3 separate regions of the Homo sapiens genome follow, and all the other regions are linked to region 3. The links are chromatin loops, found by intact Hi-C in ENCODE. Cell type or tissue: mammary epithelial cell. All regions are shown on one strand. Links, peaks and the distances in the headings refer to the core of each region. The heading gives the core; the rest is flanking DNA. Region 1 overlaps CD244 (CD244 molecule). Region 2 overlaps ITLN2 (intelectin 2). Region 3 holds the start of KLHDC9 (kelch domain containing 9).

The links. A loop is a pair of places that touch in the nucleus more often than their neighbours do. Peaks named below come from ENCODE experiments on the same cell type or tissue, not always from the same donor. Only the 100,000 strongest peaks of a DNase experiment are listed, where the experiment ranks them.
Region 1: it touches region 3 in a loop (14-fold over the local background); 31 of 110 quality-filtered maps call a loop at or near these places.
Region 2: a loop joins it to region 3, with 18 times the contacts of the local background. A loop is called at or near these places in 2 of 110 quality-filtered maps.

Annotation. Positions count from the first base shown.
Region 1 is chr1:160,829,997-160,838,272 of GRCh38, reverse strand. CD244 (CD244 molecule) reads left to right here. Exons shown (of 9, transcript NM_016382.4): 6 at 2,019-2,078; 7 at 4,157-4,222; 8 at 5,698-5,754; 9 at 6,846-8,113. The coding sequence ends at 6,926. Among named protein-coding and RNA genes, the nearest start is that of CD244, 29 kb to the left of the region's middle. RefSeq lists enhancers at 414-543, 547-1,061. In mammary epithelial cell, for the core only: a CTCF peak has its summit at 3,122 (motif pointing left); no DNase peak of the experiment used is centred there.
Region 2 is chr1:160,938,038-160,948,230 of GRCh38, reverse strand. It overlaps ITLN2 (intelectin 2), which reads left to right. Exons shown (of 8, transcript NM_080878.3): 7 at 199-302; 8 at 2,939-3,206. The coding sequence ends at 3,091. LOC101928372 (a long non-coding RNA gene) reads right to left here. Exons shown (of 6, transcript NR_110695.1): 4 at 3,273-3,373; 5 at 3,032-3,165. Among named protein-coding and RNA genes, the nearest start is that of ITLN2, 12 kb to the left of the region's middle. In mammary epithelial cell, for the core only: a CTCF peak has its summit at 5,160 (motif pointing left); no DNase peak of the experiment used is centred there.
Region 3 is chr1:161,091,258-161,100,097 of GRCh38, reverse strand. It overlaps KLHDC9 (kelch domain containing 9), which reads right to left and starts at 1,737. Exons shown (of 4, transcript NM_152366.5): 1 at 1,036-1,737; 2 at 593-752; 3 at 302-500; 4 at 1-37. The coding sequence starts at 1,562. RefSeq lists silencers at 1,314-1,363, 1,424-1,603 and an enhancer at 7,223-7,322. In mammary epithelial cell, for the core only: a CTCF peak has its summit at 2,273 (motif pointing right); DNase peaks (open chromatin) are centred at 1,757, 2,267 and 3,327; H3K4me3 peaks cover 1,222 bases; H3K27ac peaks cover 364 bases.

The DNA of each region.
Region 1 (8,276 bases), core at 976-5,975, 260 kb after region 3:
GAGGAAACAAAAGGAGCAGAGGAGATGAAAGGGAGGCTGAAGGGGCATCTTGGTGCAGAATTGCACCTGCTGAGAAGGGATGGAGCACAACAGAAATCAATGACAGAGGCAGAGTGCTGCTGTGGTATTTGTTGTCTGACCACAAATTCTTTTTCCTAATGAGTCAGGGCTTACATTCATGAGTCCCTTAATGGTGACACAGGCTGGGAAGTGTGACCAGCCAAAGCATAATAGTTTTGTAGCTGGCTCAATAGGCTGCATTCACAGCCTTTTGGAAGAAGAGGCCTGAGTGTGGCTGAGGTACTAGAGAGAGTAACCAGCCTGGCACAAAGCCCACCAGCCTGAGTAGGCTCCTCCAGGAGCCTCTCGCCTGCTCTTCGCAGCAGGCAGGGGCCAACTCTGCCTGTCATCCAAGAATTAGAAGAGGAGGAAATTGCAGAGGGCCTGCAGATGCCCCCACTGCTGTGTCTCGCTTAGGGCAGATGTGGTGACAGGCCCAGGGGAAAAGCTCTGATGGAGCCTACCAAACTGCTGGCAGGAAGTGGGGCAGGGTGGGTGAAGTGGGGCGGAAGTGCCTTCTTTCCACTGCCCCCTGGCGCTTTGCTGTGGAGACCCAGCAGCACGCAGGAAGCACATGTGGTGGGGCTCTTCCGTGCTGGCCACATACGTGAGGCCCTGTGCAGCCTCGCAGAGCAGGCAAGCATCCTCTCCCAGATGCCTCTGGGTTCAGAGGCTGTTAGAGCAGCTCCCCATGCCTGTTTTTTTATTTTTATCTTTATTTATTTATTTATTTTTGCCCCAGCAGTGGCTATGGGAATGTGAAAAATAAAGCAGTGGCTATTGGAATGTGAATAATAAAAGGGGACTTTGTTTCTCTCACTGCTACCAGACTCTGGTACAAATTCCTGAAAGCATGTGAATCTACCCACAGCCAGTGATGCCCGGGTGCTTGCTAAAAATAATCTATTTTTCCAAAAAGAAGATGACTTGAGATTAGGAGACCACAGGAGGAAAAACAACTTAGAGCAAAGGAAACCTCTTTGGGATTCAGGCCTATTAGCTTACTTCTTCCGACTCAAGAGCTCCTCCCTGCCTGGCCTCAGCCCTCTCTGGCCTCTCCCTATTGTCTCAGGGCTCCAATTTGAAGGCCTAAATCTCAAGTTTCATGTGGTCTCACTTTGAGACCCAGCTCTAATCTTTCTAGAAACACTTCACACGGGTCTGGACGGGAGAGAAAAGCAACAAACTCCTGCAGTATTTTAAAACACAAATGAAGTTATTGACATTGTCAGATGCCCATGACTCCCCAGCCTCTAAGGACAGCTGACAGTTCTCTGCTTCTCTTAGCTTCTTCTTGCTTCCAGGAATTTTGCTTGCACCTTGCCTAATGAACCCTGCTGCCTCCACTGGCTCCCAGTAGAACCCAAACTGGCAATATGCTTTCAGTGGCCGGCAGCATGAAATACCTCCACCACCGATTTCCTAAGGGGTAGGAACAAGAAAAGGGAAGCAGGAAGCTCTGCTTCCTGCTTTGGCCCTTGGGTTCAGGGCTGCACCCAGCACTATAGCTGCCCAGGGCGCTGACTTGAGGTCAAGGGCAAGGTGGCCTCAAAGATGATCTAGAGAGGGCTTAACTGTGTTTGGTCTTTGAAATGTTTAAACTTTCTGAATTTCAGTGCTCTGAGGTAAGGCTCAGATAACAGCCCTACTCAGAGCTCTGCAAGGAAGGGTTTCTAAGTTACTAAAGGAAAGAAAGTGACAGCATTCTCTTTGAGCAGGGTTGCTGGAACCCCTCACACCTAGGTGGTTCCTTGCTCCTGATACTAATGGTTCCACTCCAAACTGCTCTTCTTCCTGTCTCTTCCCATCTTGGGAGGATCAATGACTCTCCCCAGTCCTGCCACCTCCCTCCCAGTCTCCTGAAAAGCCCTCTTCTTTGTGCTGTTTTTCCCCACTCAATCTAAATCTGGACAGACCGAACTGTCGCTCATGTTACCCCATCTCCATTTCTTGTGCAGGAGCAGGAGCAGACTTTTCCTGGAGGGGGGAGCACCATCTACTCTATGATCCAGTCCCAGGTACCTCTCCAGTTTCTCTAGTCCATTCCATACCTATCTCTGGGGTTTCCTAATGCCCCCCTGAAACTCACACCATTGAATGGCAGAATAAGATCTTGGTGCTTCTAGAATCCAGAAGATAGCTTGGCTTCAGTTGCATTAACACATTATTTGAAAAGATCCGTGTGATACTAGAGCATCTTAACACAGCTGGGAAGCCTGATGTGGACATTCCTTCTTCTTCCGTGTCTGGCAGAAGGTCTGGCCCAGATAAAGTCTATAGGAGCAGAAACCTGGTTAGGGGACTCAACTTCTGCTTTCTTGCCCTGCTGCTGCTTCTAATACTTGGGGCCCTTGCACTTTTTATCCCTATTCCCTATTATATTCGTTTTCAGGAAAGAATGAATCTGCATTGATCTCTTTTATTTTATTATGACTTAGCAATAATGTCCATTTTCTTTTCTTTTAAAACAATTTTATTGTTTAGAGACAGGGTCTCTTTATTTATTTTTTATTTCCATAGGTTTTTTTGGGAACAGGTGGCATTTGGTGTCATGAGTCAGTTCTTTAGTGGTGATTTGTGAGATTTTTGGTATACCCGTTATGAGACAGGATCTCATTCTGTCTACCAGGCTGAGTGCAATGGTAGAATCATAGCTTACTGAAGCCTTGAATTCCCGGCCTCAAGTGATCCTCCCACCTCAGCCTCCTGGGTAGCTAGGTCTGCAGGTGTGTACCACTGCACCCAGCTGTATTTTCTTACTAAATCTCACATAACAGCCTCATGAAAATAGTTCTAATACTTTAGATGTGGTCTACATTCCATATCACAATGAGGAAACCGAGACTCAGGTCAACTGATATCTCAAGGCTACATAGCTAGGTAGTGGCAGAGCTGAGCCAAAGGGTTTCTGAGTCTCCATTGCACCTCCTCATACTCCACCTCTTATATTCTGGGATTACAGAAATTCACTCATAAACTGGAGAAGCATCCTTTAATACTGATGGCTAAAATGACATTGATAACCCAGGCTGGGACATCTCTCCCAAGGGAAACACTGCCTCCTGGTGGCCAGTAATAAAAGACTTTCTGATAAAAATGGCTTTAAAAAAAAGAAAAAAAAAATTGAGCACCATCTTCAGTTTGGTGGCTGAGCTGTGGGGCAAAGAAAATCTGATTATAAGAGCGGTTGATATCTGCCAGTTCTCTAGTTTCAGCCACATTGAACTCCAATGAGAGGAATTTCTATCAGTGCAAGAAAGAGGTCCCCTCAAACTATGGTGTTGGGTGAGAATGACAGTCCTCCTCTGGAGCATCTTAAAAGGAGAATGTTTACCTGATTTAGAGGACACCTGGTTCCAGTCCAGGGAAGGGAGGCAAGTTGCCAAAGGGAGGCATTGAGGTGTTGAGGAAAGAGCCCTGGAGAGTCTTGGGTTTGAATTCTGCTTCTACTGTGTACGCACTGCCTGACTTGGGCTATTTATCCTTTTGGAGCCTCATTTGTGGCATGGGGCAAATTATGATCATTCTTATTTTATAGGAGTGTTAAAAGAGTTAGAGAAGAGGCCAGGCGCGGTGGCTCATGCCTGTAATCCCAACACTTTGGGAGGCCGAGGCGGGCGGATCACGAGGTCAGGGGTTTGAGACCAGCCTGGCCCACATGGTGAAACCCTGTCTCTAAAAATACAAAAATTAGCTGGGCATGATGGCAGGCACCTGTAATCCCAGCTACTCAGGAGGCTGGGGCAGGAGAATTGCCTGAACCCAGGAGGCAGAGGTTGCGGTGAGCCAAGATCGAGACATTGCACTCCAGCCCAGGCAATAGAGCGAAACTCTTGTCTCAAAAACAAATAAACAAAAAAACAGTTAGAGGAGAATACATGTATAAGATAAATGCTCAACAAATAGAAGCTTTCATTAATGACAGAGCGAGACTAGCACTCAGGTTGTCTGACCTCCTGGCTAGTCCAGGGCTCTTTTCACTAACACTTGAAGCTTCCATCTGGGCAGGGTTGAGGAGGAGAAACGGAAGAGATAACCTTTGTAAGATTGTGCTGGATCTGTGCTTCTGAAATGATTTTATTTCTCTTCTCATTAGTCTTCTGCTCCCACGTCACAAGAACCTGCATATACATTATATTCATTAATTCAGCCTTCCAGGAAGGTGAGCCTCTTCCCGTGGTGGTGGTGGGGTGTTGTTGATGTAGATGTGTATTTTGCATGTGTTTGCAGTGAGAGTGTGTGTGCACATCCTGGCAAGTTGTTCTTTATTGTGTGTATCTGAGTAGCTTCTGTTAAATGACTGTATTTAAATGTCAATGGGCCAATGAGAAATGCCTTACTGGTTCTGTCTGGAGAAAAATAACAGCTTCTAGACTAAGAGAACAGTAGACTAGATGAGTTTTTGGGAGTTTCTGTGGGAGGTAAAGGACAGTCAGAGACAGAAAGGAGGTGCTTTGCACAGAGAGACTACGGGGTACTTAGTAGGTCAGCTGAGGCTATGGTGAGAGATACTGGAGGGGTTTGCAAGGCAGGGCATATTGCCTGGAGCTGGAGGAGTAGACTGGATCTAGAGAGACACAATCTTGACCTTCAGAGACCAGAGAAAGGTCCTGGCCAGTCAGTCACCTGCTGGTGGAGGCCTCTGGACTGAGGCAACCCATCCTTTTGCACTGAAATCCTTCTCCAAGCTGAGTTCGTAGCTCTCTTGTGTACTTGGAAACAGAGTTGGGTATCCTGGTACACATGGTCATTGTTTTTCTCTTGTATGGAAGGGGATGGGAAGAGTGGTGTTCCCAAGGCTGGAGCCACAGTGTGAAGCCAGAAAGCCTTAACATGGTAGTATGGGAATTTGGGAGTCCACACAACTGTGGAAGTCCATGCAGGTCAGGGACCACAGGTTTGAAGGGGTTTAGGACAGATTTTCAGACTTTTCATTCAACCTCCTTCCAATAAGCCATTCAACCTACTTGGATCCCATCGTGAGAGAGATTTGTTTTTAATTATATGCTACAATATAAGGCCATATAGATGTTCACAGGCACCATGTTCACCTGCTTTGGTGTATGTAAACTCTATATGCTACTGAATGTGCCTCTGAATTCTAGTGTCCTTGGGTTGGCAATTATTTATATGCCTGGATTGTTTACATTAAGGGTGTGTGTATGCATGCGTTGAAGAGATACATGGTTTGGGGCAGTATTTGCATTAGGATTGCCTGAGGGATATGTGTGTATGTGTATGTGTATGTGTATGTGTATGTGTGTGTGCTCTGGGAATGTGTGTGTGTATATATATACACAAATATGTATATATATGTGTGTGTGTATATATATATATATATACACACACACACACATATGTGTATGGGTTTTAGGTGTATGTGGGTATGGAACAGCAAATTCTGATTTTGGTTCAGAAATATCATATTATAGGCAAATACTGTATATATTGTGTCTTCCCTGGAGACCATAAACACCATTGTTTTGCTCCTAGGGTGACAGATTCTATTCATTTTCTGGCTGAGAGTGCCTCAGAATTTTTCTGGGCCCTGAGTCTCTTTTGGGACCTCTCACATCACTTAGGAGTGGGAGAGCACTTATCTCGAAGTTAAGTATTCTTTACCTTCTGAATTTCTAGTCTGGATCCAGGAAGAGGAACCACAGCCCTTCCTTCAATAGCACTATCTATGAAGTGGTAAGATTCTGGAACTCCTCAATGGGTTTACTGTCTGTTGCATAGCCCTGAAATCTAGCCATGAAAGGGTACACTTAGGAAAAGATCATTCACACAGTCTCAGAGTTGTAGGGAATTTAGAGATCTTCTAATGCAAGTCTTTGTTTTAGAGATGAAGACACTGAAGCCCAAGGAGAGTGAGGGTCTGACCCAAGATCATATTGCGTGTTTAGATATGATACTTACTGGGCAGCTTGGGTTTTAAATTAGGGCCGTCCCCGAGCTAGTTCCCAGGCTGTGGGCCACAAACTGGACATCTCTCCTTTCCAAGAGTGTTCGGAGGAGGGGTCAGAGAGGGGAAGATAAAGGACTCTAAATGATTTTCTAAAATTAGCAAGTCTTTGGGAGCCATTCCAGGACATAGGTGAGCTTAATCTTCTTCAGGGGTCAACACTGTTCAGAGATGACCACTGAGCCTGGTGGTTGAATTGATTCCCATCAGAGCATTTAGGGACTGGAAAGGAGGGACTCAACATTTCTTGGGGGTTTATTATGGATAAGGTAGCCTGCCAGTGTCTTCACATGGATTATTTTATTTAGTCCTCACAGAATGCTACAAGATAGGTATAATTATACTTTCCATTTATACTCAGAGAAATTAAGGCATGGAGAGCATCCCCCAACCTCCCCCACTACCCATTAGCCTCATACTACACCTGAGCCTCCCCACCTGTGGTCCAATAAAGATGCTGCCATTGGTCAGAAGGGAGGGATGGGTGGCTGCCTGCTGGAATTCCTGGCACTTCAGCTATCACCCAACATTAAAGCCAACTGGACAACCCAGGGTCATAGAGGGCACTGTGTAGACCCAGGTAGCTTGTGAGGTCATGAAAAAGCATATGTGGTTAAGAGAGTACTGGAATTGGAGCCAGAAGAACTAGATTCAAGTCCCTCCTGCACTTCACACTAGTCGTGGATCCTGAGTAATTTGTTTTGTCACTCTGAGCTTCATTTTTTAAATCTGTAAAATGGGGATGGCAAGTCATACCTCACAGGATTGTGATAAGGACCTCCCAGTGCAAGGGTCTGAAGTTTCTCCTTTTCTTTTGCAGATTGGAAAGAGTCAACCTAAAGCCCAGAACCCTGCTCGATTGAGCCGCAAAGAGCTGGAGAACTTTGATGTTTATTCCTAGTTGCTGCAGCAATTCTCACCTTTCTTGCACATCAGCATCTGCTTTGGGAATTGGCACAGTGGATGACGGCACAGGAGTCTCTATAGAACAGTTCCTAGTCTGGAGAGGATATGGAAATTTGTTCTTGTTCTATATTTTGTTTTGAAAATGATGTCTAACAACCATGATAAGAGCAAGGCTGTTAAATAATATCTTCCAATTTACAGATCAGACATGAATGGGTGGAGGGGTTAGGTTGTTCACAAAAGGCCACATTCCAAGTATTTGTAATCTAGAAAGTGTTATGTAAGTGATGTTATTAGCATCGAGATTCCCTCCACCTGATTTTCAAGCTGTCACTTGTTTCCTTTTCTCCCCTCTCTGGGTTGACTGCATTTCTAGACTCTCGCCGGCCCAGGCCCATCTTCCAAAGCAAGAGGAAGGAATGATAATGGTGACTCAGGGGAAGAAGAAACAGCCCTCCTCTGAAAGCCTGGACTGTCCGGCTGTGAACTGGCTGGCAGGTTCTGCACGTGGGTGGGGGCCAGGGCCTGGGCTTTACTCAATTGCAGAGAAAAAACTTTCTCCCTGCATCTCATACCTTTACCTCTGGCCAGTTGGCCACCAGGGGGAGTGGGCTGAAGGGAGAGTAGATGGTGCAAAGCAAGCCCATCTCTAAGTAGAAAAATCACCCAGAGCACATGCTGACCTGATAACTGGGGTGTTGAGACCAGCTTTGTCCATGGTATGATGTTTGATTTATGAAGACGCATTGTTAGAAATCCATTTGGCTTCTTCATAGAAGTGGCTTCCCAGAGGAAGAGGCCTCTCAGAAACCATGTTCTATTTAAGTTCTGAGTCCTGATGAGTGTTCCCCAGGATGCACATTGAAGGGAGGGCTCAGGCAGCTGAGGGCTGAGAATGAGGCAGTTGGAATCTAGACACTATGCTGGGTTCCCTGAGTCGTCAGGCCAGACATTTCAACAAGGCTGTGGGGAGCAGGGCTGTGACTCTGGCTGAGCCCAGGAAAGCGACAAGGGTGAACTGGGAGAGGACTTACTCAGAGACCCCAACAGGTGATACTGCACAAAGCCTGGTTCTTCAATTTTCCTACCCTGTATCTAACATAGGAGTTTCATATAAAACGGTGATATCATGCAGATGCAGTCTGAATTCCTTGCCTGAATTAAATTTATGTATCCTCTCCATACCCTGCATTTTTATTCTCTATAGCAGCCGAAGGGCACTTGTGGGCCATCAACAAACACATGTCTGTTTGAACACTGCTGTAGAGGGTCTGACTTCCTGGTGAGCTGGCAGTGTCCTTCAGCCCTGTTCACACTGGGACAGCAGAGAACTAGACACTAGGGG
Region 2 (10,193 bases), core at 2,277-7,276, 150 kb after region 3:
AGGTTTCCTTGGGGACAAGTTTAGGACTGACGTGCACCAGCCACTGGCCATAAAGGTACTGGGCTGCACCCCTACAGCCTGGGGTGTTTGGCTGTAGCCTCAGCTTTTGGCTTAGGGAATCCCTGGACTGGCCAATGGGATGCTGCTTCTAGTTCATCCTTTGACTACTTGGCTGTTTCTTCACCTCTTCTTTTTCAGGGGAATTTGTTGCAGGATTCGTTCAGTTCCGGGTGTTTAATAACGAGAGAGCAGCCAACGCCCTTTGTGCTGGGATAAAAGTTACTGGCTGTAACACTGAGCATGTGAGTTTTTGGGGAGATCAATGGCCCACGTGTGGGGAAAAGAAAGAGAGATCAGATTGTTACTGTGTCTATGTAGAAAAGGAAGACATAAGAAACTCCATTTTAATCTGTACTAAGAAAAATTGTTTCTGCTTTGAGATGCTGTTAACCTGTAACTTTAGCCCCAACTCTGTGCTCACAGAAACATGTGCTGTAATGAATCAAAGTTTAATGGATTTAGGGCTGTGCAGGATGTGCCTTGTTAACAATATGTTTGCAGGCAGTATGCTTGGTAAAAGTCATCGCCATTCTCCATTCTTGATAAACCAGGGACACAATGCACTGCGGAAAGCCGCAGGGACCTCTGCCCAAGAAAGCCTGGGTATTGTCCAAGGTTTTCCCCCACTGAGACAGCCTGAGATATGGCCTCATGGGAGAGGAAAGACCTTACCATCCCCCAGCCTGACACCCGTAAAGGGTCTGTGCTGAGGAGGAGTAGTGAAAGAGGAAGGCTTCTTTGCAGTTGAGGTAAGAGGAAGGCTTCTGTCTCCTGCTCATCCCTGGGAATGGAATGTCTGGGTGTAAAGCTGACCACTCCCATTCATTCTATTCTGAGATAGGAGAAAACCGCCCTGTGGCTGGAGGCGAGATATGCTGGCAGCAATACTGCTCTGATACTCTTTGCTACACTGAGATGTTTGGGTAAAGAGAAACATAAATCTAGCCTATGTGCACATCCGGGCACAGTACCTTTCCTTGAACTTATTCATGATACAGATTCCTTTGCTCACATGTTTCCCTGCTGACCTTCTCCTTACCTGTTGCCCTGCTACACTCCCCTCACTAAGATAGTAAAAATAATGATCAATAAATACTGAGGGAACTCAGAGGCTGGCACCGGAGCAGGTCCTCCGTATACTGAGTGCTGGTCCCCTGGTCCCACTGTTCTTTCTCTATACTTTGTCTCTGTGTCTTATTTCTTTTCTCAGTCTCTCATCCCACCTGACGAGAAATACCCACAGATGTGGAGGGGCTGGCCCCCTTCACCATGTGTGTGCATGGGTATGCACATGTGTGTACCTGTGTGGGGTGTATCAATGTGTGTCTCTGTGGTTACTCGCTTACTCTCATTCTGTTTACTCTCATTACTCTCCTGATGATGTCTTATGAATATAATTTATTTTTTATTTCTTTTTTTTTCTTTGAAGAGTCCTTTTCTTTCTTTTTTTTTTTCTTTGAGACAGAGTCTCGCTCTGTCACCAAGGCTGGAGTGCAGTGGCGCGATCTCAGCTTACTGCAAGCTCCACCTCCCGGGTTCATGCCATTCTCCTGCCTCAGCCTCCCGAGTTGCTGGGACTACAGGGGCCCACCACCACGCCCCACTAATTTTTTTTGTATTTTTAGTAGAGACGGGGTTTCACTATGTTAGCCAGGATGGTCTTGATCTCCTGACCTCGTGATCCGCCCGTCTCGGCCTCCCAAAGTGCTGGGATTACTGGCGTGAGCCACCACGCCCAGCCTGAAGAGTCCATATTTTTAATAAAAATTAAGTGGTACAAAGTTTGGAGTAGTAGATGCCAGAAGTTGAGTATAATTTATTTGTCTTTTAAATCTTATGTATTTATTTATTTATTTTTTGAGAGGGAGTTTCACTCTTGTTGCCTGGGCTAGAGTGCAATGGCAGGATCTCTGCTCACTGCAACCTCTGCCTCCCGGGTTCAAGTGTTTCTCCTGCCTCAGCCTCCTGAGTAGCTGGGATTACAGGAATGCACTGCCACACCCGGCTAATTTTTTTGTATTTTTAGTAGAGATGGGTTTAGTAGAGATGGGTTTCTCCATGTTCTCAAACTCCTGACCTCAGGCAATCTGCCCACTTTGGCATCCCAAAGTGCTGGGATTACAGGCATGAGTCACCGTGCCCGGCTGAGTATAATTTATTTTAATGGAATTCAGTTTATCAAACTTTTCATTTATGGTTAGTACTTTTAATGTTTTCTTTAAGATGTACCTCCTTACACCGAGGTCGTGAAAATATTCTCCAATATTAATCTTAACTTTTAGAAGCTTTATATTTTTATTGTTTTTCCAGTCTTGTAGGAGACAGCACCACAGTTGTAGTGGTGGGAGATTGTATTTGAGGGACATCCTGTGCCTAGGGGTTGGAGGAAGAGAGCGTCAGAGCCATCAAGAACAAGGGCATTCACTTAGGGCCCCCTTCCCTCCCCAACTGACAGTCTGAACTCACGGTTCCATCTTCCCTGCCCCAGCTTTCAGCTTTTTCATTTTCCAGCTAAGATGAGGCAGCTATTCTCTCATGGAGGGACTCGCAGATTAGAATTCGGAGGATGACGACCACGTGGGCAGTGGGGGTGGACTAGAGTATATGTCTTTATGCCCTTTTCCTTGACAAGTTTCTCTACTGGCTCTGTGCTCCTCAGACTGTCCATTAGTGCGTGTTTGTGTATGTTCCTGCATGCATTACTACTTTAAAATACATGCATAGGGCCAGGTGTGGTAGCTCACACCTGTAATCCTAGCACTTTGGGAGGCCGAGGCAGGCGGATAACTTGAGGTCTGGAGTTCGAGACCAGCCTTGCGCTCACTGGTGTCAGCAGCAAATCAAATTCCTCACAGTGTTTCTTCTTTCTGTTTCCCAGCACTGCATCGGTGGAGGAGGGTTCTTCCCACAGGGCAAACCCCGTCAGTGTGGGGACTTCTCCGCCTTTGACTGGGATGGATATGGAACTCACGTTAAGAGCAGCTGCAGTCGGGAGATAACGGAGGCGGCTGTACTCTTGTTCTATAGATGAGACAGAGCTCTGCGGTGTCAGGGCGAGAACCCATCTTCCAACCCCGGCTATTTGGAGACGGAAAAACTGGAATTCTAACAAGGAGGAGAGGAGACTAAATCACATCAATTTGCAACTCTATGTTTCTTTGAATTCTTTTTATAAATTGGCTGATGTGTTGAGGGATATTTTAAAAGAATACCTATGGTTCTGGTGAATTCCACCTCACATATTCTGGGCTTGCACAGTGGCTAGGAAGAACCCATTGAATAAAAATAAATGTTCACTTCAGCAACACATATACTAAAATTGGAACAATACAGAGAAGATTAGCAAAAAGATATAAAAAAATTGAAAAATAAAAAGACATTCTGGGCCAGGGATGGTGGCTCATGCCTGTAATCCCAGCACTTTGGGAGGCCGAGGCAGGTGGATTGCCTGAGGTCAGGAGTTTGAGACCAGCTTGGGCAACATGGCAAAACTTCATCTTTACAAGAAGTACAAAAATTAGCTAGGAAGTAATGCGTGCCTGTAGTCCCAGCTCCTCAGGAGGCTGAGGTGGAAGGTTGGCTTGAGCCAGGGAGGCAGAGGTTGCAGTGAGCCAAGATCTCGCCATTGTACTCCACCCTGGGTGACAGAGCAAAACTTTACCCAAAAAAAAAAAAAAAAAAAGAAAAGAAAAGAAAAATAAAGACAAAGACATTCTGGGTTTGGAATTTCAAGTCTCATCTGTCCCAGAACACAAGTATGTTCCTGTTTTTAGGAGATCCCTGAACTGGATTTAAGGACAAGAGAAAATATTTCATGTTAGTTCTTCCTAATGCACCTTTATTAGCTAATTAAATTAAGCCTTCAATATAAACATATTAAAGAAGAGAAACAGGAGATAGCACAATCACCCATTTCTTTTATTCTTCCAGCTTTAGCAGACAGGGTAGTCTCTCCAGAGGTGCATGTGCCTGGCCACATCTGGAATCCCAACTCTAGTTGCTTACTAAAAAGGAGAGATGGCCAGGTGTGGTGGCTCACACCTGTAATCCCAGCACTTTGGGAGGCCGAGGCAGGCGAATCACAAGGTCAGGAGTTTGAGACCAGACTAGCCAATATGGTGAAACTCCATCTCTACTACAAATACAAAAATTAGCCAGGTGTGGTGGTGTGCACCTGTAGTCCCAGGTACTCAGGAGGCTGAGGCAGGAGAATCGCTTGAACCCAGTAGGTGGGGGTTGCAGTGAGCCAAGATTGCACCACTGCACTCCAGCCTGGGTGACAGAGCGAGACTACATCTCAAAAAAAAAAAAAAAAAAAAAGAGAGCCAGGCATTCCAATCAGGTCTCAAACAGGATGTTGACTACAGCAGTCCTGGCTGGTGAAGAGGGCTTGGACGTCTTATAGTTTTTTTGCTCCAGGCTGGGTGCGGTGGCTCATGCCTGTAATCCCAGCACTTTGGGAGGTCGAGGCGGGTGGATCACGAGGTCAAGAGATCGAGAACATCCTGGCCAACATGGTGAAACCCCGTCTGTACTAAAAATACAAAAATTAGCTGGGTGTGGTGGTGGGTGCCTGTCATCCCAGCTACTCGGGAGGCTGAGGTAGGAGAATCACTTGAACCCCAGAGGCGGAGGTTGCAGTGAGCTGAGATCGTGCCACTGCACTCCAGCCTGGGCAACAGAGTGAGACTGCGTCTCAAACAAAACAACACAACACAAAACAAACAAACAAAAAGTGCTTTGCTCCAAATGCAAATCTAATCATAACATTTCCCAAACCCATTACCACACTTTTTCTCCATTGCTCCCTGTGGACTAGAGCATTGGTTTTCAAATGGGATGGGAGGTAGGAGATGTAGTGGTGATTTTACCTCTCAGATAGGGTTTTTCACCTCTCAGATAGGGTTGCCAGATTTAGCAAATAAAGATATGGAAGGCCAACTTAAATTTGCATTTCAGATAAACAATCGATAATATTTTTAGTATGTTTGTCCCATGCAATATTTTACCTGGCAACCCTACATCTAGGGAACATTTGGCAATGTCTGGAGACACCGCAATGAGTGGTGGTGGAAGGCCTGGCAGGAGCGCTACTGACATCTAGTGAATAGAGGCTGGAGATGCTGTGAAACACCTTACACTGCACAGGACATCCCTGCTCCATGACAAAGAATGGTCTGATCTCAAATGCCAGCTGTGCTGCCATTGAGAAACAGAGGATTTTGTTTAAATTCTATAGAATGGAAGTCATGAAGCCCTGACAGCTGAAGGCAATAAAGAACTTTTTTTTTTTTTTTTTGAGATGGAGTCTTGCTCTGTCGCTCAGGCTGGAGTACAGTGGCAAGATCTTGGCTCACTGCAACCTCTGCCTCCCAGGTTCATGCCATTCCCCTGCCTCAGCCTCCCAAGTAGCTGGGACTACAGGCACCCACGACCATGCCCGGCTAATTTTTTGTATTTTTGGTAGAGACAGGGTTTCACTGTGTTAGCCAGGATGGTCTTGATCTCCTGACCTCGTGATTTGCCTGCCTCAGCCTCCCAAAGTGCTGGGATTACAGGGCTGAGCCACCGTGCCAAGCCCAAGAGCATTTAAAAAAAGAGATTTAAGGCCAGGCATGGTGGCTCACGCCTGTAATCCCAGTACTTTGGGAGGCCAAGGGGAGCGGATCACCTGAGGTCAGGAGTTCGAGACCAGCCTGGCCAACTGGTGAAACCCCATCTCTACTAAAAATATTAAAAATTAGCTGGGTGTGATGGCAGGTGCCTGTAATTCCAGCTACTGGGGAGGCTGAGACAGGAGAATTGCTTGAACCTGAGAGGCGGAGGTTGCAGTGAGCTGAGATTGTGCCACTGCACTCCAGCCAGGGCAACAAATAGTGAAATTCCATCTCGAAAAAAAAAAAGATTTGAACAAATGTACCCAATGGCTTTTTTTGTGTGTTTTGTTTTTATAGTTTTCATAAGGGTCTATTTTATTATTGGTGGGTAACACATTTAATATTTAAGCCCGTTTAAATAATGTATAGACGACTGCATGCAACATGCACCATGGCTGTAACTGGATAGAGAACCAAGTCAACTGAAGACCAGCTAACAAGAAACTAAATATTTAAAATACTAAATATTGGGAAGGGTTCCAAGATGGCCAAATAGGAACAGCTCTGGTCTGCAGTTCCCAACGTGATCAATGCAGAAGACGGATGATTTCTGCATTTCCAACTGAGGTACCTGGTTCATCACATTGGGACTGGTTGGACAGTGGGTGCAGCCCACGGAGGGTGAGCTGAAGCAGGGTGGGGCATCACCTCACCTGGAAAGCACAAGGGGTTGGGGGATTTCCCTTTCCTAGCCAAGGGAAGCTGTGACAGACTGTAGCTGGAAAATCAGGACACTGTCACCCAAATACTGTGCTTTTCCAATGGTCTTAGCAAATGGCACACCAGGAGATTATATCCTGCACCTGGCTCAGTGGGTCTCACGCCCACAGAGCCTTGCTCACTGCTAGCACAGCAGTACAAGATTGAGCTGCGAGGTGGCAGCCTGGCTGGGGGAGGGGACGTCTGCCATTGCTGAGGCTTGAGTAGGTAAACAAAGTGGCCTGGAAGCTTGAACTGGGTGGAGCCCACCGCAGCTCAAGGAGGCCTGCCTGCCTCTGTAGACTCCACCTCTAGGGGCAGGGCATAACTGAACAAAAGGCAGCAGAAACTTCTGCAGACTTAAACATCCCTGTCTGACAGCTCTGAAGAGAGCAGTGGTTCTCCCAGCACAGTGTTTGAGCTCTGAGAATGGACAGACTGCCCCCTCAAGTGGGTCCCTGACCCCTATGTAGTCTAACTGGGAGACATCTCCCAGTAGGGGCCAACTGACACCTCATACAGCTGGGTGCCCCTCTGAGACGAAGCTTCCAGAGGAAGGATCAGGCAGCAATGTTTGCTGTTCTGCGATATTTGCTATTCTGCAGCCTCTGCTGGCGATACCCAGGCAAACAGGTCTAGAGTGGACCTCCAGCAAACTCCAACAGACCTGCAGCTGAGGGACTTGACTGTTAGGAGGAAAACTAACAAACAGAAAGGAATAGCATCAACATCAACAAAAAGGACATCCATGCCAAAACCCTATCTGTACTTCACCATCATCAAAGACCAAAGGTAGATAAAACCACAAAGATGGGGAGAAATCAGAGCAGAAAAGCTGAAAATTCTAAAAACCAGACAGCCTGTTCTCCTCCAAAGGATTGCAGTTCCTCGCCAGCAATGGAACAAAGCTGGATGTAGAATGATTTTGACAAGTTGACAGAAGTAGGCTTCAGAAGGTCATAATAACAAACTTCTCTGAGCTAAAGGAGGATGTTCAAACATATCGCAAGGAAGCTAAAAACCTTGAAAAAGGATTAGGCGAATGGCAAACTAGAATCAACAGTGTAGAGAAGACCTTAAATCACCCGATGGAGCTGAAAACCATGGCACGAGAACTATGTGACGCATGTACAAGTTTCAGTACAAGCTTCAGTAGCCAATTCAATCAAGCAGAAGAAAGGGTATCAGTGATTGAAGATCAAATTAATGAAATGAACTGAGAAGAGAAGTTTAGAGAAAAAAGAGTAAAAAGAAATGAACAACACCTCCGAGAAATATGGGACTATGTGAAAAGACCAAATCTACGTTTGATTGGTGTATCTGAAAGTGATGGGGAGAATGGAACCAAGTTGGAAAACATGCTTCAGGATATTATCCAGGAGAACTTCCCCAACCTAGCAAGGCAGGCCAACATTCAAATTCAGGAAACATAGAGAACACCACAAAGATACTCCTCGAGAAGAGTAGTATCTTGGTGAATCTGACACATAATTGTCAAATTCACCAAAGTTGAAATGAAGGAAAAAATATTAAGGGCAGCCAGAGAGAGAGGTCAGGTTACCCACAAAGGGAAGCTCATCAGACTAACAGCATATCTCTCAGAAGAAACTCTATAAGCCAGAAGAGAGTGGGGGCCAATATTCAACATTCTTAAAGAAAAGAATTTTCAACCCAGAATTTCATATCCAGCCAAACTAAGCTTCATAAGTGAAGGAGAAATAAAATCCTTTACAGACAAGCAAATGCTGAGAGATTTTGTCACCACCAGGCCTGCCTTACAAGAGTTCCTGAAGGAAGCACTAAACATGGACAGGAACAACCGGTACCAGGCACTGCAAAAACATGCCAAATTGTAAAGACCAGCGATGCTAGGAAGAAACTGCATCAACTAACAAGCAAAATAACCAACTAACATCATAATGACAGGATCAAATTCACACATAATTAAACTTAAATGTAAATATTAACAATATTAACCTTAAATTTAAATGGGCTAAATGCTCCAATTAAAAGACACAGACTGGCAAATTGGATAAAGAGTCAAGACCCATCAGTGTGCTGTATTCAGGAGACCCATCTCACATGCAGAGATGCACATAGGCTCAAAATAAAGGGATGGAGGAAGATCTACCAAGCAAAAAAAAGCAGGGGTTGCTATCCTAGTCTCTGATAAAACAGACTTTAAACCAACAAAGATCAAAAGAGACAAAGAAGGCCATTACATAAAGGTAAAGGGATCAATTCAACAAGAAGAGCTAACTATCCTAAATATACATGCACCCAATACAGGAGCACCCAAATTCACAGAGCAAGTCCTCAGAGACCTACAAAGAGACTTAGACTCCCACACAATAATAATGGGAGACTTTAACACCCCACTGTCAATATTAGACAGATCAACGAGACAGAAGGTTAACAAGGATATCTGGGACTTGAAGTCAGCTCTGCACCAAGCTGACTTAATAGACATCTACAGAACTCTCCACCTCAAATCAACAGAATATACATTCTTCTCAGTTCCACATTGCACTTATTCCAAAATTGACCACATAGTTGGAAGTAAAGCACTCCTCAGCAAATGTAAAAGAACAGAAATCATAACAAACTGTCTCTCAGACCACAGTGCAATCAAATTAGAACTCAGGACTAAGAAACTCACTGAAAACTGCACAACTACATGGAAACTGAATAACCTGCTCCTGAAAGACTACTGGGTACACAACGAAGGCAGAAATAAAGATGTTCTTTGAAACCAATGAGAACAAAGACACAACATACCAGAATCTCTGGGACACATTTAAAGGCAGTGTGTGGAGGGAAATGTATAGCACTAAATGCCCACAAAAGAAAGCAGGAAAGATCTAAAATTGACACCCTAACATCACAATTAAAAGAACTAGAGAAGCAAGAGCAAACAAATTCAAAAGCTAGCAGAAGGCAAGAAATAACTAAGCTCAGAGCAGAACTGAAGTAGATGGAGACACCAAAAACCCTTGAAAACATCAATGAATCCAGGAGCTGGTTTTTTGAAAAGATCAACAAAATTGATAGACCACTAGCAAGACTAATAAAGAAGAAAAGAGAGAAGAACCAAATAGATGCAATAAAACATGATAAAGGCGATATCACCACTGATCCCACAGAAATACAAACTACCATCAGAGAATACTATAAACACCTCTATGCAAATAAACTAGAAAATCTAGAAGAAATGGATACATTCCTGGACACATACACCCTCCCAAGACTAAACCAGGAAGAAGTTGAATCTCTGAATAGACCAATAACAGGCTCTGAAACTGAGACAATAATTAATAGCCTACCAACCAAAAAAAGTCCAGGACCAGGCAAATTCACAGCTGAATTCTACCAGAGGTACAAAGAGGAGCTGGTACCATTCCTTCTGAAACTATTCCAATAAATGAAAAGCAGGGAATCCTCCCTAACTCATTTTATGAGGCCAGCATCATCCTGATACCAAAGCCTGACAGAGACACAACAAAAAAACAGAATTTTAGACCAATATCCCTGATGAACATTGATGCAAAAATCCTCACTAAAATACTGGCAAACCCAATCCAGCAGCACATCAAAAACCTTATCCATCAAGATTAAGTTGGCATTATCCCTGGGATGCAAGGCTGGTTCAACATGCATGAATCAATAAACGAAATCCATCACAAAAACAGAACCAAAGACAAAAACCACATGATTATCTCAATAGATGCAGAAAAGGCCTTTGACAAAATTCAACAGCCTTCATGCTAAAAACTCTCA
Region 3 (8,840 bases), core at 1-5,000:
GCACAGGGGAAGTGGAACCACAAAGGAGGAGATGTGCCTGTTGGATACGGGCAGAGGGTGGTTATTGAGGCAGTAGCACTTTGTCATTCACAGAATTCAACATGACCAAGGGCTTGCCCATTGTTTTTCTGCTCACTTGATTTGTAGGCCTCTTCAAATGCTTAATATTCTGTGTACTCCTTTAACTCCTGTCAACTAATTTTTCCTCCTCCCTACCCCATCACTCCATCCTCTTTCTGTAGTCTTCAGGTTCCCCCATCTTCCCACCTTCCCCCCCTTCAGCCATTAGTCTGGCTCTCACGAGTATCATAGATGTAGAGATCATTGCAGATGGTGTCTCTAGCTCTGGTCAGAGTTTCTCCACCAAACAGCACAGCAAAGGGCCCGACCACAGAACATGAGTGATGCCGTAGTCCATGGGGCCCCTTCTGGGACCCCTGCCCACTGCTCACAAGCCTTGCAAGCTGTTCCATCAAATGAGGAGCAACAGGTGGTTCCTCCTTGGGGAGAAAGAAAGGACTGTCCGAAGAGACCTGGGCATCACAATTTTAGCCTCTTCCCATCCTAAACAAGATGTGTGAGGAGCTAATACCTTAATTTTCCCATGACTCCAATGCCCAGCTACTTCTGGTTCAGCTAAGTTGCAACCTCCAAAGAGCAATAGCTGATGACCTGGATGGGGTCCAGGAGTTTGGAGCAGGGCCGCACAGTGACCTGAGCGTGAGGCTGTGTGGCAGCCTTCTTGCTTGTAGCTGTGGACATGCAGAAATTCAGGGCTGAGTGGGTTTTCTGGAAAATGTAAGTGCCACCGCCCTTGCCAAGGATGGATGGAGAAGAGGCATGGGGCAGTGCGGTAGGTGGGATAAGAGGGAGGGTAATACTGTAGAGAGCTCAGCTAGCTTAAACATGGTAGGTTCCCCTGGAAGGAGGGTGCTAGAGTGAGGAGGTGGATAAATTGCCTGAGAAATCTGCTTAGGCTTTTGTTTTTCGAGAGTGTGGATGAGAGTGAAAGGTTTTGGGCGGAGGGTGCCATACCAATAGGTGCGGGCGCTGGGGTCCAGCCTTAATGTGTAGATGCTTCCATAGCGTCGCTGAGTGTGGATACCGCCCTCCCGGCCAGCCACCTGCAGCTCTCGGTCAGAGATTCGGGTGCAGGTGTGACTACTGAGGCCGGCGGGGGGGCAGTCACCAGGGGTCCCTGTCCACGCCTCCCACACACCGCGCTCTGTGTCCAGTGCGGTCACTGTGGCCAAGCGGCGAGACCCGTCCCAGCCGCCCACCACGCAGAGCCAACGCCCGTCCACGGGTGCCGCGTCGTGGTGACTGCGCGGGGGGCTGCCCCGGGCTCCCAATCGTACGGCCTGGCCCCTAGCTGGGTCGAAAACCACCGTATCGCTGCTGGGCTCTCTCGCTCCTCCTGCTAGGAGACCACCTACGAGATAGAACCGTCCCCGCAGTTCGGTGCATGAATGGAAAGCTCTAGCCAAAAGCGCGTCCCGCGCCACTGGCCTCCAGGCCCAGCCTGAGCCTGCGGCCCGACCCGGGGGCACGGCCACCGCCATGGGCCCCGGGGAGAGGGAGGGCGGTGGGGTCTGCGGCTTGGAACGAGCCCCTACATGGCAGGCCAGGCACCTCGCCTTCCGCGGGCTTCCCCGGGAACCTCCCCCTACCGGACGCCAGCCGGGGTTCCCACCTCAAGTCCCGGCTTTCTCTCCGTGGTCGCCCAGCAACCACTGCAGCGGCTGCAGCGCGACCGCTGCAAACCGAAGGTCGCAAAGCAGCAGTTACCGTGGAGACAGGACACCTGGGTGGCTATCGGGAACCGTATGGTGGTGCCACCAAGGCTACGGGAGCTGTATCAGGTCAATAAAAATCCTGCAAGATTGTTAACCTCAGAAAGTCGGAGGACAGTCGGGTCCTTAGAATAAACCCCTGTGATCTCCGCTGTGAACTGATTTGCGATTTTGACATTTGAGGTGCAGGTGCTGCTCCACTAGGGCCGGGAGGGATCATTTGGCTTCAGGGTTTCTTACTCGGGCTAACCACCCCAGGGATGAGCAAGGAAGGAGAAGCAAAAGTCAGAGGGTGGGGAAGTGAAAGTGGACTGACCACTGGCCCGAGAGACAGGAGACCTGGGTTCTAGTCCCAACTATGCCCCTGACCCTCAAAGGCATTGTTTCTCTCTAGGCCTTCTCAGTTTTGTCATTCATCAAATAGGCTGTTCGTTTATTCCCAAAGGCTTGAAGGTCCCGATTGATTGGGTGGGAGAGTCCTTTCAGCTCTGGCCACTAGAGGGTAGCAGAACCCAGTCTCTCAGGTGACACACACACACACACACACACACACACACACACACACACAGAGAGAGAGAGAGAGAGAGAGAGAGAGAGAGAGAGAGAGAGAGAGAGATAGAGAGAGAGAGAGAACCCACGCAGCCTTAGAAGGGTGAAGTGGGGGAAGAGTGAGAAAATGAGAAAAACAGACTCCTACCCTTCCCTGATATCTTTTATTTAAGCCAGTTTCCAGATATTAACTCTGTCCCCCAGGACCAAGTGATAACTGAAGAGGCCCAGATGCAAGCTTTCTGCTTTCAGCTGAAGGAGGAAATACAGACAGAATTTTCCTCCCAACACAGCTGGTGTGGGGCAAAAACAGGATCTGTGTCCTCTGGGACTGGGCTGTAAGTGGGAATGATGACTGCTACTTGTGGCCTTTGGTTTCTACACATCACCTTGCTCCCCATCATACCTGAGATACTGAGACCATAGAAAGTGGCCAGGCAGGAGAATCACTTGAGGCCAGGAGTTCAGGAGTTCAAGACCAGCCTGGGTAACATAGTGAGACCCTGGCGAAAGAAAGAAAGAAAAAAAGAAAAGAAATAAAGAAAGGAAGAAAGGAGACAGTGGCCAGGGCTGCAGTGAGGATGGGCATGTAATGCAGGGTCTGATAGCACAGCAGGGCTTTCCCCTCCTCTTCCCAACTCTTGGTCCTCAGAGAACACAGCATGGGGATGGCATGGGCAGGAAAGGCACAGTTACAGAGATTGGAAGATTACCAGGACCTGTTCCCCACCTGTACCTTAAAGCCAAGATTCAACAATAGCTTTGAAAGTCTCTGCCCTCCCAACTATAGCTTTCCCTGAGTATGACAGGCAGTATTCTCAGTTTTCCAAAATCATGGTAAGAATCTCTAAAAAATCACTAACTTTTACTGTCCTTGGCTGAAATTTAAAAGTCAGTCTTTTCCCTCAGGCTTCTTTCTCACTGGCTAACCTCCCAACAGCTGGATTCAGATCTGTCATACTCCTAGGATTAGGCAAGGGCTTGCCTCAGGGGTGGGGCAATTTTGCTTAAACCTTATTGGCCTATATGTCCATTTTAGGCTCTTGCTTTTGCCTAAGTCTTGGCTGTTCTGTTAGACTTACTTTCTGCCTTTCCTGGATAGAAATGGGAACTCCCCACCCCACGGGCCTTTCCAGCTCCTCTCTCCCAGCTTCCTCTCTGACTCTGAGTCCTTAGCAGTAGGCATCTTAGTTAGACATAGAGCTTGAACCTCACATACTCCTTGGCTGTACCCTCTCCAGTTCTGTACCTAGATGCTTCCAGTTCCTCCTAATAGCTGGAAGCATCTGTCCATTGCTTTGCCATCCCAAGACCCTGGGAGAGGAACTGCCTAGGACTCCTACCTTCTTAGGTTAGTTTGAACCAAATCCATATTTTGGAGGAGGGAGAAAAGAAGCCAGAAAGAGAGAAACAGAGAGAGGAAGAAAGCAAACCAGCCAACCTGGACTTGTATGACACATGCTTCACACCGCAGGACAGCATCTGCAGTGGTCTATAATGACCTTGTCAATGATACACAAACTGAAAGGGCATTAAGATAAGTGAAAGGGGGAACTGAGAGAAAATTGTGAGAGACAGGGAAAAGGGCAGCCAGGGCTGTGAACCTGCTTTCACCTGCTAATAATATCCAGGGACAACCTCTGTCCAGAAATGAGAGCAGGGACTGGATATCCTGAAAGTCTCGTAATCCTGATGTGATCCCCTGATGTTGGCTTTGTCTCAGTTGGCCAAGAGTCTATATGATCTCTAGCAAGCAAGCACCCAGCTTCCTACCTAGCCTTAGATGTCTATCCTAGCCCCAAATCTACGCCCCCTTGCCTCAAACTTTCACAAAGCTCTTACTCTATCTTCTCCCTTCCTTAACCCCATTTTCTGACCCTGGAACCATCTCTGGTTCTTAGCATTATTCGGTACATACAGAAAACCAACAATTGGGCTGGGTGTGGTGGCTCACGCCTATAATCCCAACACTTTGGGAAGCCAAGGTGGGTGGATCACTTGAGGCCAGGAGTTCAAGACCAGCCTGGCCAACATGGTGAAACCCCATCTCTACTAAAAATAAAAAATAAAAAATTCACCAGCCGTGGTGGTGCATGCCTGTAGTCCCAGCTACTCTGGAGGCTGAGGCAAGAGAATCGCTTGAACCTGGGAGGCTGAGGTTGCAGTGAGCCGCGATTGTGCCATTGCACTCCAGCCTGGGTGACTGAGAGAGAAAGAGAAAGAGAGAGAGAAAGAAAAGAAAGAGAGAGAGAAAGAAAAGAGAGAGCGAGAAAGAAAAGAGAGAGAGAAAGAAAAGAGAGCAAGAAAGAAAAGAGAGAGAGAGAAAGAAAAGAGAGAGAAAGACAGAAAGACAGAAGGAAGGAAGGAAAGAAAGAAAGAAGAAAGAAAGAAAGAAGGAAGGAAGGAAGGAAAGAAAGAAGGAAAGAAAGAAAGAAAGACCAACAATTGCACCAAACGGTCTTAATCGCACTCAAGACTCCCACAGTTCCCTCTGCCCATGTCTCCCAGGCTGTCCCCATCCTTCAGGCCCTTTCTTTGACTCTTCTTCTGCTGTACCCTGACCCTTCTCTATTTCTCACACAGCTCATTCTAGCTGCTTGACTTCCTGGCCCTATGCCATCCTGGCCCCATTTCTGACTCTTTGCTCTCAGCTCAGCCAGAATAAAGACAGGGACAAAAGGACAGAGAAATGACCAGGCAAAGAGACTGCATGAGGTCAGATCTTGAGAGCTCCTTTGACTGAATGTGAGCTAGAAGGAGATTGAGAGAAAGGTGAAATTGTAAGCAGGCTTTAGGGTGGAGGGGAGTGGTAATCAGCCAAGGTAGAGAATGATGGAGAGGTGGAATAAGGATGGGGAGAAGCTTATGTTGTTGAGGGAGTAGGCAATGTTGAGTAGGAAAGTATCATTGGGTCATTGCTGAGCGGTGGGAATTGAGGGCAGAAGACAGAAGGACTTTGAGTAATCATGGCATCCAGAAATTTCTCTTCGGGTCCTTCTGTCTCTGTTTCAGATTTTGTCTTGGCCACTTCAGCCACTTTGTCTCTTTGAATTCTCCCCCTTCAATAACTCGCGCGCGGGCGCGCGCGCGCATGTGTGTGTGTGTGTGTGTGTGTCTCCAATACAATCCCTGACTTACAATGGTTCAACCTACAATTTTTCTTTTTCTTTTTCTTTTTTTTTTTTTGAGACGGAGTCCTGCTCTGTCACCAGGCTGGAGTGCAGTGGCACAATCTTGGCTCACCGCAACCTCCGCCTCCTGGGTTCAAGTGATTCTCCTGCCTCAGCCTCCTGAGTAGCTGGGACTATAGGCACGCACCACCAAGCCCAGCTAATTTTTTGAGTTTTTAGTAGAGACGGGGTTTCACCATGTTGGCCAGGATGGTCTCGATCTCTTGACCTCATGATCCGCCCACCTCAGCCTCCCAAAGTGCTGGGATTACAGGTGTGAGCCACCATGCCCAACCCAACTTATAATTTTTAAACTACAGTGATGCAAAAATGATAGCGTGTTCGGTAGGACCCATACTTGAATTTTAAATTTTGATATTTTCTAGGGCTAGCGACTGGTATATTAAATGCATTTTCAACTTATATGTTCAGTTTGCAATGGGCTTATCAGGACATAACCCCATCATAAAAGTCAAGGAGCATTTGTATATTTTTCTGTCTTTAAGTTTCCATTTTTCTCACTGTGCCTTGAGATCTGTCTCTCACTGTTTCGACTTTTGTGTTTTTCTCTCTGGGTTACTGCCCTTTTTTTCCTGCTGACCAGAGCCAGCCATCTGACTTTCCTGCAAGGAGCTTTAGAACTTTCCAGAAGTGGCCAGACTTCTTCCCTTTGGCTGCTTTCTAGAACTATAGCACCAGTTTGGGGTCCCCGGGCACAGTCATAAGGTCTCAATTTTTGATGAAGACCTGAGTGAGCTTCAATACATAGGGCCTTTTCAGGGAGTAGAATTTCCCCACAGTGGGGTCTTAGTGTCAAAATAAAGATATTTGTCCCTTAACCCATACTGTGGTCCTGGATTTCATGGTAGTGTGTTCATGGAAACTTGCGAAGTTCATGGGTTGAGAGCAAGGAGGATGGGGCTCTGCACACAACTGGACCTACCGAGAAACGGGACCTGAACATGTCTTGCATTTAGCTGCCTCCTCCCCTGGATGGCACACTCCAGCTTTAGGGCCCTCGAGGAACAAGCAAATTCAGCCCCCTGATCTCCAAGGGTTGTTAGGCAACCAAGAAATGTGGTTATCATTAAAGGATGGGGCTGGGGGCTGGGTATTGGGGAATCGGTGGGCCTGCAGGATAGGCAAAGAACAACATAGCACATGGCAATGTTTTGATGTAATTTTCTAGAAAACAGGAGGCCACCATCCTAATATTGAGCATAGTGAAGTTCCATCAGGAGGGGAGTAAAGGTGTTTTCTAGGGGAAGAAAAGCTGCTGGAGCCCCTGTGTTCTGTATGGGGGTATGCCCATACCTCCCGGGATGGAGCAGGGGTGATCCTAGGGAGGAGCAGGAGGAGTGACTTTGAAGCCTTGGTCCTGGGGGGTGAGATCAAGGCCCATATTGGTAATCTTTCACCACGTCATCAGCTCCCCAACACCTTTCTGTACAAACTGCGGAAAGTTTGCAATGAGCAGATCAGGAATAGCTTATCACAGAGACAAAGCTGTACAGAAATGGATCACAAATATTTTATCCACTCTCATGCTTCCAACTAGTTCCACTCTGATTTATTTTTCACCCTCCTCTCTCCCTAAGCACAAGGGACTCTCCCCCAGCCTCTGACTCTTCTCTGACCTGGGACTTCACTGCAGGCAGACAGGATATTACTCACCAAGGAGCTCTCTCATCTACTCCTACCCCCAACTCATCCTCCTGCACCCCACTCTCACTCCCACCCCTTCCAACCTGGGCCCACTCCTTCCCTCCCCCACTCAATCTGACCCTCACTCTCACTCTTCTTCTCCCCCACACCACCCCACCCATCCTTGTCCCTCTCTGACTCACCTCAAGTCCCATTGACACAAACAAAAATTTCAGCACAACCCACTCCAACCGGTTTGGCTGAGGCGTGCAGCCTGTCATGGGGACAGAGACAGGTATAAGCGGATGCTTGGATGCATGCAGATCATGAAGAACATCCGCTGCTGTGCATACAGAGACAGTCCCACATATGTGCATAGCATGTATGTGTACAGAGATACGTAGGGAACACATGATGGTGGGATATAGCATGTTACAGTTGTTTCTGTGTCTGCCTCTCCTGATTGAAGGCTCCTTGAGGGCAGGGACTATGTGTTATGTGTCTCGGTCTCCTCCCTTGAGCCTGACACATAGTGGCACTCATTTAATGTCTGTTGAAGGAATGCATGGGTGCAGGCGCGCACGCAGCAATGTCACTCAGACAAACACACATGATAAAGACACTATCATGGCTTGAATTGTTCTCATTCTTAGCGACCACAATGTGGGTAGGAGGAGGGTAGGAGTGAGGCATGTGGGGAATGGGAATTCAATATGGAAGGGAGAACCGAACCAGGATACCAGGCATTGGTCTTGAAAATCTTCCTCATCCAATATTTCCTTCCAGTCTCAATCCTAGAATATGCCTTCCCCAGCCTTCATCCTAGGAGAGGGTAGGAAAGGCCTAAGTTTGAGGGCATATTCTCCAAAAGCATGGCTCTTGTGAGACATACAGGGCTGAGGGGAAGGAGGGGACAGAGGGACTTGAGATAGGTATTTGTGAAATGAGGAGAGAGATCCCTAACTCTGTCAAAGGCCTGGAGTGGGCTGCTGGACTCTAGTGCTCCCTCTCAGGCCCTGTGGTGCCCTTAGCCTACTTCAAGGCTGCATCATACCCATGAAAAAATGAGTATAGCCATACCCTAACTCCACCTCTGGACAGTTCTGCCTCCTTTCCATGCTCCGTATGGCTAGAGTTCAGGGTGAGTGATTAAGGGGCCCAACCAGGGGTTCAGAGACATCCTGACTGGTAGCACTTTCACGGGGTATACTGTGAATGGATAGGCTGAAGGAGATTGGATATCCATCTTGTGAACTAACTGCTTTTCCACTCCTGTGCCTCAGTTTCTCCTGTGGCTTCCTGTACCTGGAGGGGTGAATCCGTGGGAAGGAAAGCAGCTCCTCCGAAAGCATGCGATAGGATCCAAGGTGTGATAATTATAATTATAACACAGGATGCTCCCCCTCCCATTCCCGCTGGCCCTACTCCACCCCTGCCACAGAGGATCTCAAAGCAGCATCTGGGTGGGGCTGTTCCCCTGGCACAGGTGGGGACCTGAAAAAGAGAAGGGGTTGGAGGTGGAGAGAAACTGGGGAATTCTGGCAACCGGCCTGGCCTTTAAGGGCCTCTGACCTGCAGGAAATAGCCCCTGAAGAAGAGGTCACTGCCGTGGTCATTTGGCATCTAGAGCCAGAGTTGGGGTCATAGTCCAGTGACAGGAGTAAAGTCCAGGTCACAACCCTAG